Regions from separate parts of the Homo sapiens genome. Here region 1 is linked to region 2. A link is a loop called in an ENCODE intact Hi-C map of the cell type or tissue named here. Cell type or tissue: Caco-2. All regions are shown on one strand. Links, peaks and the distances in the headings refer to the core of each region. The heading gives the core; the rest is flanking DNA. Region 1 overlaps AGBL3 (AGBL carboxypeptidase 3). Region 2 overlaps AGBL3 (AGBL carboxypeptidase 3).

What was found. A loop is a pair of places that touch in the nucleus more often than their neighbours do. Peaks named below come from ENCODE experiments on the same cell type or tissue, not always from the same donor. Only the 100,000 strongest peaks of a DNase experiment are listed, where the experiment ranks them.
Region 1: a loop joins it to region 2, with 10 times the contacts of the local background. A loop is called at or near these places in 4 of 110 quality-filtered maps.

The regions. Positions count from the first base shown.
Region 1 is chr7:135,092,597-135,097,986 of GRCh38, forward strand. All of the region lies in intron 15 of AGBL3 (AGBL carboxypeptidase 3), which reads left to right. It also overlaps a transcript of CYREN not described here. Among named protein-coding and RNA genes, the nearest start is that of TMEM140, 53 kb to the right of the region's middle. In Caco-2, for the core only: no CTCF peak of the experiment used is centred there; no DNase peak of the experiment used is centred there.
Region 2 is chr7:134,988,959-134,994,348 of GRCh38, forward strand. It overlaps AGBL3 (AGBL carboxypeptidase 3), which reads left to right. Exons shown (of 17, transcript NM_178563.4): 3 at 292-352; 4 at 4,535-4,720. Among named protein-coding and RNA genes, the nearest start is that of AGBL3, 5.1 kb to the left of the region's middle. RefSeq lists an enhancer at 2,491-2,540. In Caco-2, for the core only: no CTCF peak of the experiment used is centred there; DNase peaks (open chromatin) are centred at 2,593, 2,953 and 3,263.

The DNA.
Region 1 (5,390 bases), core at 154-5,153, 100 kb after region 2:
AGACATAGTAATATGAAACAAATGCTACTTATTGTGTTATGGGGTTACATCGGAGTTGTTTGTGGGTAGGAGCAAATCAGAAAAGGTTTCTCAGAAAAGGTAATTGTTAAGATTTCAGGGGCCAAATAAATTGAACTTTTTTTTTAACCAACTTCTATATCTATTAAGAATTAGAATGAAAAAGTAAGAGAAAATACTAGCAAACCAAAAGGGATTATACACAATGACCAAATAGGATTTATCCCAGAAATGCAAGGTTAGTTTAGCATACGAAATTATGAAAATTAAACAATATAATATACCATGTTAATAGAATATAAAGAAAAAGGCACATGGTCATCTCAATAGATGCAGAAAAAGTATCTGGCAAAATCCAACATTCTTTCATGATTAAAAAAGAGACACTCAACAAATTAGGAAAGATAGAATCTTCCTCTACTAAAAAAAAAAAAGCCATCTTCAAAAATCCTGCAGCTAATGTCATAGTTGGTAGTGCAAGACTAAATGCTTTTCTCCCTGAGACCTGGAACAAGACAGGGATATTCACTCTCAACACTTCTATTCAACATTATAATGAAGGCTTCAGCCGGGCAATAAGGCAAGAAAAAAAAAAAGGCATCCAAATTAGAAAGAAAAAAGCGAAGCCATTTCTATTTGTAGGATATATGTTCTTGTATATAGAAAATCCGAAGGAACACACACACACACATACACACGCCACACTATTAGCACTAATAAATGAGTTCAACAAGGTTGCAGGATAAAAGATCAATAGGCAAAAATCAGTTGTAATGAATGAACTGTATGGTATGTGAATTACATCTCAAAAACCTGTTATAAAAATCAATTGTATCTCTATACACTAGCAATGAACATTTAAAAAATGAAATTAAGAAAACAATTCCATTTACATTAGCATCAAAAAGAACAAAATACTTAGGAATAAATTTTACAAAAGAAGTACAAGACTTATAAACTGAAAACTACAAAAAACACAGTTGAACTGTATTAAAGAAGCTTTAAATAAATGGCAAGATAACTCTGGTCATGGATCAGAAGATTTAATATTGCTAGATGGCAATACTCCTCAAATTGATAGATTCAGTGCAATCCCTATCAAAATGTCAGCTACCTTTTGTGCAGAAACTAACAAACCAAATCTGAAATTTATATGGAAATACAAGGGACCCAGAATAACCAAAGCAATTTTGATAAAGAACAATGTTTAAGGATTCCTGATTTCAAAACTGACTACCAAGCTATAGTAATTGAGACTGTGTGGTACTGGCCTAAGGGTAAACATATAGATAAATGAAATAGGATTGAAAATATGTAAATAAACCTTTATATATATTTCAATTGATTTTTCAACAAAGATGCCAGGACAATTGGATGGGGAAAAAAAATAGTCTTTTCAGCAAATGGTACTGGGACAACTGGATATCCACATGCAAAAGAATGAAGTTGGCCGTGTTCCTTATACCATACACTAAAAATAATAAAAAATGGATCACAGAAACAAATGTAGGAGTTAAAACTACTCTTAGAAGAAAATATAGACTTACTATTTAAACAGATAATAAGGGGCCTTCTCGTTTTAGCTGCAACATGAATAATGCTTGAAAGTCAACATTCCTGTCCTTACAACAACAAAAAAGCTGAACAAACTAAAAATCAGCAACTTATTGGATCCATCAGAGAACTGAGGCTGACAAGTAAACTACTACCCTGAAATCTGAAGAGACAGACGAATCCAGGGAGTCACTGCTGAGATCTGCTTGTCTGAGGCAGAAGCTGCTAGAATCATAAACTGGTAGGAACACTTAAACAGTGATTTTAACAAATTGCCAGAGGCTGAGTGCGCACTAGCTTGAAAGTGAGAAACTCCTGGTGGCCATAGTCTTGTCTGGAGCTTCATTTTTGTGGACTTTATCTTCAGGAATCCCACCAGGTTCTCATAGAGCCAAGAAAGACCTCTTAGTTGCTCTGGAAAGGGGAGAAGAAGAGTAAACATTGTGAAATACACCCAGAGCATTCTCCGTAACAAGGGCCTACTCTCTTAGGGTGTTAACTCTAAAAGGAGAAAATCAATAGGTTAGAGACAAATGAAGCATTTATTCAGAATAGGAATTGCAACCTGGGTAGTAGTCAGAGACCATACCACCCAAGAGGAGCAAGAGGCCTTACATTTATAGGAATTTATTCAGATTACATAAGTTGTTTGTCAGATTTTTCATTGGTTTACCAAACAAAGAAGGCTTTAATCATTAGTAGAATGGTGCATTTGCAACAGCTGGCAAGGAAAAATTATATACAGAATCCCTTAAAGACTGGGATCAGTTTCCTTGTATTGTTGAGAGCACAGATGTTTGCAAAGGAACTTGGTTTTCATAGTTCCCTTGTTGGTCTCACAGTTCATCAGCAGTTCAACATGGAGTAAGTAGCCCAAGATAGAGTCACTCATGTTAAGCCTGGAACTCTGCTAAGTTCACAAGGTGAACAGTCTTTACCAGAACCTTATCCTATTTTCGGGGAGGGATATTTCTGCAACTCCAGCCTCCTCTAGTCTTCCTGTCTCACTGGAGGGTTGGAGGAAGAAAAGCTAAGAAACACTTATTAAGGTCATAGCCCAGGAACACAGGCCCACTTAGACTGAGATTTAAAAATAAGTTTATAGGATACTTCCTCTCCCCCATACCTTACCACCACACCAACATGACTCCAGTATAATAACAGTGGTTTACAGCTGATAAAGCAGCAAGAAAGACAGATTCTATCTGATAAGTCGTTCTTTGGAAATCCTAAAGACAACAGGAGAGACAAAAACAAATATCCTAGAGGAATTCCAAGCCTTTGATACTAGTGGCTACAGCAAACATTAAACAGTCCAATTCCTTGTCAGATTAATATAAAACCCCATAGTAAAGGCCTATTAACTTCAGTTTTTGTTACCCACTGTCCTGTGACCAACAAAAGATTTTAAAGCATTTTAAAAGGCAAGAAAATACAAAAGCCATATGTTATCTTTGCTTTCAGTTCCCCAAAATAGAAAATGGAAGCAACACTGTTTTTTGTGCTAATTGGATACATCATAGATTACCCACCATTCAAAGTCACTGTCACTTTTTTTCCCCTTGACTGCTGATGTTGGCAACCATGATTTTTGCTGCTCACAATAATGGATCATCCAGGGGAGCATCACTCTGAGTGGACGGGGGTACTGAAGTGCAACTTAAGTGTGTTGCAATCTGGAGTGCTAACAATTCATCTTTGGGCAGGACACAGTGGCTCACGCCTGTAATCCCAGCACTTTGGGAGGCTGAGGCAGGCAGATCACCTGAGGTCAGGAGTTCAAGATCAGCCTGGCCAACATGGTGAAACCCTGTCTCTACTAAAACTACAAAAATCAGCTGGGTGTAGTTCCACATACCTGTAGTCCCACCTACTTGGGAAACTGAGGCAGGAGAATTGCTTGAACCTGGGAGGCGGAGGTTGCAGTGAGCTGAGATCATGCCACTGCACTCCAGGCTGGGTGACAGAGACAGACTCTCTCTCAAAAAAAAAAAATTAATCTTTGACTTTACCTGTGAGTTAACTGTTTTGCTTACATTGAGATAGCACTAACTTAATTTCAGTGTTGTGTATATTGGGATCATGTTTCCTAAGAGTTCAGACAATGAAAAGAGAATGAGTATAATACCAATGCCAGCATGGCCCAAATGTCACCAAAAAAGAAAAAGAGGAAAGAAAGAAAGAAAGAGAGAGACAGACAGACAGACAGACAGAGAAGGAAGGAAGGGAGGGAGGGAGGAAGGAAGGAAAGAAAGAAAGAAAGAGATATATATGGCTATTCTTTTAATGACTCGTGGAAGAACATATACAACTAGGAAGATACCCAAAATAGAACATCACCAAAAAAGAAAAAGAGAAAAAAACAAAAAGAAAAAGAAAGAAAGAAAGAAAGATAGATAGATAGATAGATAGATACATAGATAGATAGATAGATAGATAGATAGATAGATAGATAGGGCTATTCTTTTAATGACTGGTGGAAGAACTTATACAACTAGGAAGATACCCAAAATAGAACATCACCAAAAAAGAAAAAGAGGGAAGAAAGAAAGAGAAGAAAGAAAGAGAAAGAATGAAAGAAAGAAAGAAAGAAAGAAAGAAAGAAAGAAAGAAAGAAAGAAAGAAAAAGGGAAGAAGGAAGGACATACATGGCTATTCTTTTAATGACTGGCGGAAGAACATATACAACTAGGAAGATACGCAAAATAGAGCATATGACAAAATATGCAGAAAAGAATTTGGGATTGTGCATTATAAAGGAAAGGATGTGAAAGCACATATGAAGACTGAATCTCAGGAGTCCTGGAAGAGACAAGCAAGTACTTCTAAATCAATTGAAAGTGTTTTTATGACCCAAGAAGATACCAATGCTCAGTTGAACATAATAACTGGTGAATTTGCTTGGGCATACCACCCAAATGAATGCTTATCACATCAACAAATGAATGCTTATCACATCATTCATTCCCTTGATTGCTTGATGAAACAAAGTAAAATTACATTTCCTGGTTCAAAGGTTACGACTAAAATATCCCGTCGGTCAACAAAGGGAAAATTTTGTAAAAGATGTGTTGGCCTCTTAAAGGGTAGAGCTCATTTTGTCAGATCTTACCAACAATAATGTTTTCTACAGTGTATCAAGTGATACACTGAATCATGGCAACAAAAGAAAAAATCCCCATGGCTTTTAGGTACTTTGATTTGAAAAGTGAGGTTTCAAATAATCTTGATTTCTATGAATATTTTAATGAAACCAAAGAAAACATAAAACCAAATATTGCTAGCTAATATTTTGTCCAAAAACTAACTAGACTTTGCTCATCAATCTGCATTATTGGCAATGAAAATGTAAATTTTGGCATGTTTCATTCAGTCTGTGAACTTCTTATCAAAGAAAATGAAAAGATCTTACCCACTAAATGTCTTCCATATGTTGTACTGTGAAGGGTATGATTTGCTAGCCTGTGACATTGAGGCTTTTATAATAAAAGTTTGGGGTCACTTTTTAATTTCCTGAAAACATACAGAAGCACTGAATGAGACTTCTGACTTTATGGAAATGGAAGAAGATATCCTCCTTAGACATGTACCTGAGTTATTTGATATTATATGTAGGTTGTGACAAAGACGTGTATGGTAAAAAATGACATTTGGGAAGAAATAAGACTGACTCAGAACTCAAAAATATGTCACCAGAAAGGAGCATACAAGTTAAACAGTACTAAAATTATAATTTATTTGTAATCTATGCTCAGTTTAAGTTCAGATTACCTCAGTGCTTTAAAAACATTTTCCCTGAGAAAGAGAAGTTTAACTTA
Region 2 (5,390 bases), core at 205-5,204:
AGTTTTCCCGGGTTTATCAAGAATCTTTAAACTTTATTCCTTCCATAAAGTCATTATTATGACCACACCCAGTGGAAGAGGAGGAATGAAAGATGCAAACTTTAAGGTTTCAGGATATTTGAAGTGTTGGGTGCATTGAGACCAGTAGCTGATAATAATCCTTTAATTTTCTCGTTTATTAAAGGTTAAAGACATATACTCAATCCCAAGTACTAAAATAGATGTAAAAAAATTCTGGATTTGAAAACTGTTGGTTTTTAAAAGAGAAATATTTTTAAATTCTTATTTTAGGATGAGGATATGTTCATGAAATTTGTAAGTGAAGATCTTCATCGGTGTGCACTTTTAACAGGTTTGAACCTATTCATATAGTTTTTGTTTAGCATAAAACTTTGAATGGATAAAAAAGAAGATGAGGAAACTAAAAAGTCAGATTGAATAATATAGGGAATGATTATTCTAGTAGATTGTGAAAGAGAACTGTATCTACTTGCAGAGTTCAAACTTTTCAGGTTTGTTTTAGGTAAGCCTATTTTATATTAGAAAATAATAAATGAAAGTGGTGATTATCTTATATTTAACATAAGGATTTACCTTGTCATTTGTTTAAATGTATTGACTGTATGACTCAAGTTATAACGGACAGATTATGTTAGAAGTACATCTTCATTTAAACGAAGTACATTGTCTAAAGAGTCTCATTAATAAAGTCATTCATTTGCAACTGAACATGTGTGTGGACATCTTGATGTATACTTAATTTTTAAAGATTTATACTTAGAATTGTACTTTCAAACTCTAAGATATCTCTACTAAATATTTACATATGTGTCACAAATACTCTGAAATTGGAGTTAAGGCCTTTATCTTTTTTTTTTTCTTTTGTCTTTTGCCACCATCCTAAAATAAATCTTCCTGTTTGAAATAACCACCATTCTTAGTTTGGTGTGTATCATTCTAGAACTTCTTTGCATATACACATATCTATACCCATAGGCATAGAAATTTTATAGTACTGTTTTGTGGACATTTCCCTGCTACCCTTTTCTGTTTTTTAAATTTTGCCAAGCTATTAGAAAACAGGAGATAACTCACTCCTTTAACTAGCATTTCTGGGATTGCTAGAAAAATTGAGAATTACTTCTATAGGCTTATTATCTACTCATATTCTTAGTTGGTCTGAATTGCCCATTTATACTAATCCCTTTATGTTGCTTCCTTTGTTTAGAACATTACCAAAAGCAAGATGTAAAACATTTAATCACCCCTAAGTGTTCCTGTGTCTCTGCAGTAGATCCTCTCCTTCCAGGCTTCACCCCTGGCTCCAGGCAACCAGTGATTTGCGTTCCCTCCCCTATATTTGGCTTTTCTAGAATTTCACAAAACAGAATCATACATTTTGTGTTTTCTGTCTTCTTTCATTTAGCATAATACTCTTGAGATTTATCCATGTTGTTGCATATATCAGTAGTTCCTTTTTATTGTTGAGAGGTATTCCATTATGTGAATAGATCAAAATTTCTCCATTTAGCCATCCATTCATGCTCATTTAAATTATTTTCAGTTTGGGGCTGTAACAAATAAAGCTCCTATGAATATTTTTGTACAAGTCCTTGTGTGAACATGTTTTTGTTTCTCATGGGTAAATCCCTAGGAATAGTATTATTGGGTTATATGCTAACTATATACTGTATGAGAAACTGTATCTGTTTTCTAAAGTGGCTATATCCTTTTGCATTCCCAGCAATGTGTTATTTCTTCGCCAATAATTCTTAGGTTTTAATTCAGTACAAGTGTGCTTTTCCCTTACCTCATGGAGCATAATTGTAATGACTCCTTTAAAGTTCTTGTCTGATAGTTTTAACATCTGGGTTATCTTGATGTTAACATTTGTTGATTGCCTTTTGCCCTGAGAACTGGTCCTACTCCTGGTTTTCCATTATTCATGCTATGCTGTGTAGATTCTGGGTCAGTGTATTTCTTCTAGCAGGCAATCAATCCAGTTAGGTTGAAGCAATAAGTTCTGGTGCCCCTTCTGTGGATAATTCAGATCTCAGTTCTGATCTGTAAGCCTTTGCTATGCTTATTTGGTTCTTTCCCATGCCAGTGTAGTTCAGGGGTTTTGAGACTTGTATAGATGGTTCAAAGTCCTGTTTAGTTCTCTTAAGTTTTCCTTGTATTGGTTTGGGACTATCTTGCACATGTGTAATTCAGGGATTGAGCTGAGACATTTGTGTGTGGGTGGGGGGGGGGTTGGTTAAAATTTCAGTTAAGTTTTCATAGTCTCTGAGAGTGTGTCTGCTTGCATAGCTCAGGGATTAGGATGAGACTTTTGTGCACTCATACACAGGATTAGGAGATACCTTTCTCTGGTTGCTTTCTTCCCTTCAGATTCCCTCCACACTGTAAGGACCCCTTTTCCTGGGTCTTCTGTTAAGAAAGACTGGGTTTCTGATTTGGAGAAGGAATTTTTTTTGTTTGTTTTCTTGTATGTGTACATATTGTCATTTCTTAGTCTAGGCCAGAATTTCTCAACCTCTACACTACTGACCACCCCACCATGTTCTCCCATGACATCCTGTATATGCCTGCATGGTTGCCCTTGCCATATCATATCACCTAACCCTTCCTTCTTTCTGTCTGTACTGAGAACGCCTTGATCTCAGAGGCTGTCTTATCAATGTTTGTATCTCTTCCAAGCACTGGGTCTGGCACATAGTAGGTAATCACTAAATAGGATATTATCATTGTTAGGGTGGTGTGACTAAATTATTCTGCTCAAGAGAAAAAGAAAAGGCTACTCTCAAGCATTTTGGAATCAAACATTTATAATAAAAAATAACTCCAAACTTTAGTAAACAGAAAAAAAAAAAGACTCAGTTTCTATCTGAGATTTAGCCATTTGCACCACCACACTTCTCTGTGCATGAGGCCTGCCATTCAGCAGGCCAGAGCAAACAAGGGGCTGGACTCACCTTCCTGTGGGGGTGCTTCTCTAAGTATTAACTCTACAGTCTGCTCTTGTTTACTTTTCAAATTCTTCAGATAGTTATGTTTTTGTATTTTATCTAGAGTTTAGTTGGAATTAGTGAGAGAGAAGGCCTTTATAAGACTTATGTTGCCACAGCAGGACTAGAACTCTTGTTCATTAACTTTTGGGTGAATGACAAACTTGCAAATTTTACATGTGGTTGCTGGATTTTGTTGTATTCAGTTAAAGAATGTTGGACTTTGTCCTGATAAGCAGTTGTTTTGCTTGTGGATCAGTTTCATTACTTTGAGGCTTGCCTTTCAGCTTTGTTAGAGTGTGTCCAGCCACAACAGTCTTTACTCCGGGGCTGAGTTCATTATTTAGGTGTCAGCTCACATGTTACCTCTTCAGAGAAATCTTGCCTGACCACCCTATCTAAAATAGCATTCTTACTCCCACTTTCCCATTTCTAATCTTCATTTATATTTCTGTTTTTTATTTTTGTAGCATTTATGATCACTGAAATTATCTTGTTTTCCTATTTATATATGCCCTACTACAGTGTAAGCTCATGATGGCAGGGACATTGTTTTTTTCACCCTGTATGGCAATTGTCTGTATATAGTTTTTAGCACATAGTAGATGCATGATAAGCATCTGTTGAATGAATGAGTCTATAGAACAATCCTGATAAGTAACTAGGGCAGGTGATATTATTAGTTATTGACCTGTAGTAAGATTTATGTTCAAAGAGGCTGCCTTGCCCAAACAAAGTCATACAAAAACAAAGTGGTAAAAGGGAAGGAATCCAGTTATCTGAGCTCTAGTCCAGTTGCTGTATCAGCTGTTGTACAAAAATAACCAAGAACTAAATCTCGGCAAAAAGCCACATTTCAGAGGTGAAAGAGCAAGAGGAGTCAGTGAGACAAATGGAAAACCAAATATGTGGAAGGGAGGGGGAAACCCAGGAAATGTATCATAAGAGAAGTGCGCTTAAGGAGGGTGACCATCAACGTCAAATTGATGCCGTACAGTATCACACCAAAACACCAGATCACTGCACAGCCTGCTTGGCGTGGCCCCATACTAGTCTATGTGAATTGTGTTCCTGGCATTGTATCACACAGTAGCTCTAGAAGGAGAACTGAGAAAAAGTTGTGACTGAGTTCACTAGCAAACCTTGAGAATACAGTTCCAGGAAGTGGTGAGGAATTATAGTTCATCACTGTATTTAACTCGTTAGACAAATAGTGTGACTACATTTAAGAAGAGTCAAAGTAGATGATTTGCTAGAAAAGCTACGAGAAACATGTTTTTAAACCAGTAGTGAGCTTTTAGAATAAATTAATAGTATAAAAGTCAACTATCTTTTGGCTACTGTGAAGATCAATCATCACAAAATTTCATTAGTACTTTTATAAACAGTGCCATGAATTATAAAACATTTATAATGATACCCACACATTGAATAGTGTTGAAAGGAAAAAAGGAACTATATAAAAATTACAGGAGTTGGTATTTTTCTTCTTCCCACTCATGATTGTGTTTGAATCTTTTTCTCAGCTGACTCTTTTGGTGATCCCTTCTTCCCCCGGACTACACAGATACTATTAGAATATCAGCTAGGGAGATGGGTGCCACGTCTTCGTGAACCAAGGGATTTATATGGTGTCTCTTCTTCTGGTCCATTGAGCCCAACACGGTGGCCATACCATTGTGAAGTCATCGATGAAAAAGTCCAGCATATTGGTATGTTTTTAGCAGTTTGGGGGATTCAGACATTAGCAAACTTACTTTGCCAACCTTAATTTTAATGAGGAGACTCACAATGTTAGAAAACAGCACATTCCAACAGAAATATAACATGAGCCACATAATGTAATTTTAAATTTGCTTGTAGCCACATTTAAAAAGGCAAAAAGAAGAAAATGAAATTAACTTTAAAAATGGATTTTATTTAACCCAAATATATCCAGAATATTTCACATTCTTTTTGTCCAAAGTCTTCAGAATCTGGTGTGCATTTATCTTTACAGACATTTGAATTGAGATCAGCCACATTTCAAGTGTTCAGTAGCCACATGGGCTTAAATGGAGGCACTTGCAGCATTTGCTTGGCTCCTGAAGCTTTAGCAATTCTAAACAATTCCAAAGGGCATGACGGTGTCCCAGGCACAAACTCATACACAGAGTGAAGTCACAGATGGAGGCTATGCCGGAATGGCTGTGAGCTGTAGTCCTGCTCTTTGTGGCTCTCTGTCTCTTTCTCCTTATTTCCTCCTTGTAGGTCTGTCTTCTTAGTGTATCTTTATCTTCTTTTACCACTTTCTGCCTTTCTCCTTTTTTCCTCTTTTCCTCTTTCATTTTCTCTTTCTGCTCCTTTGTCTTTTTCCCACTCTCTGCTTTTTCCTTTAATGGA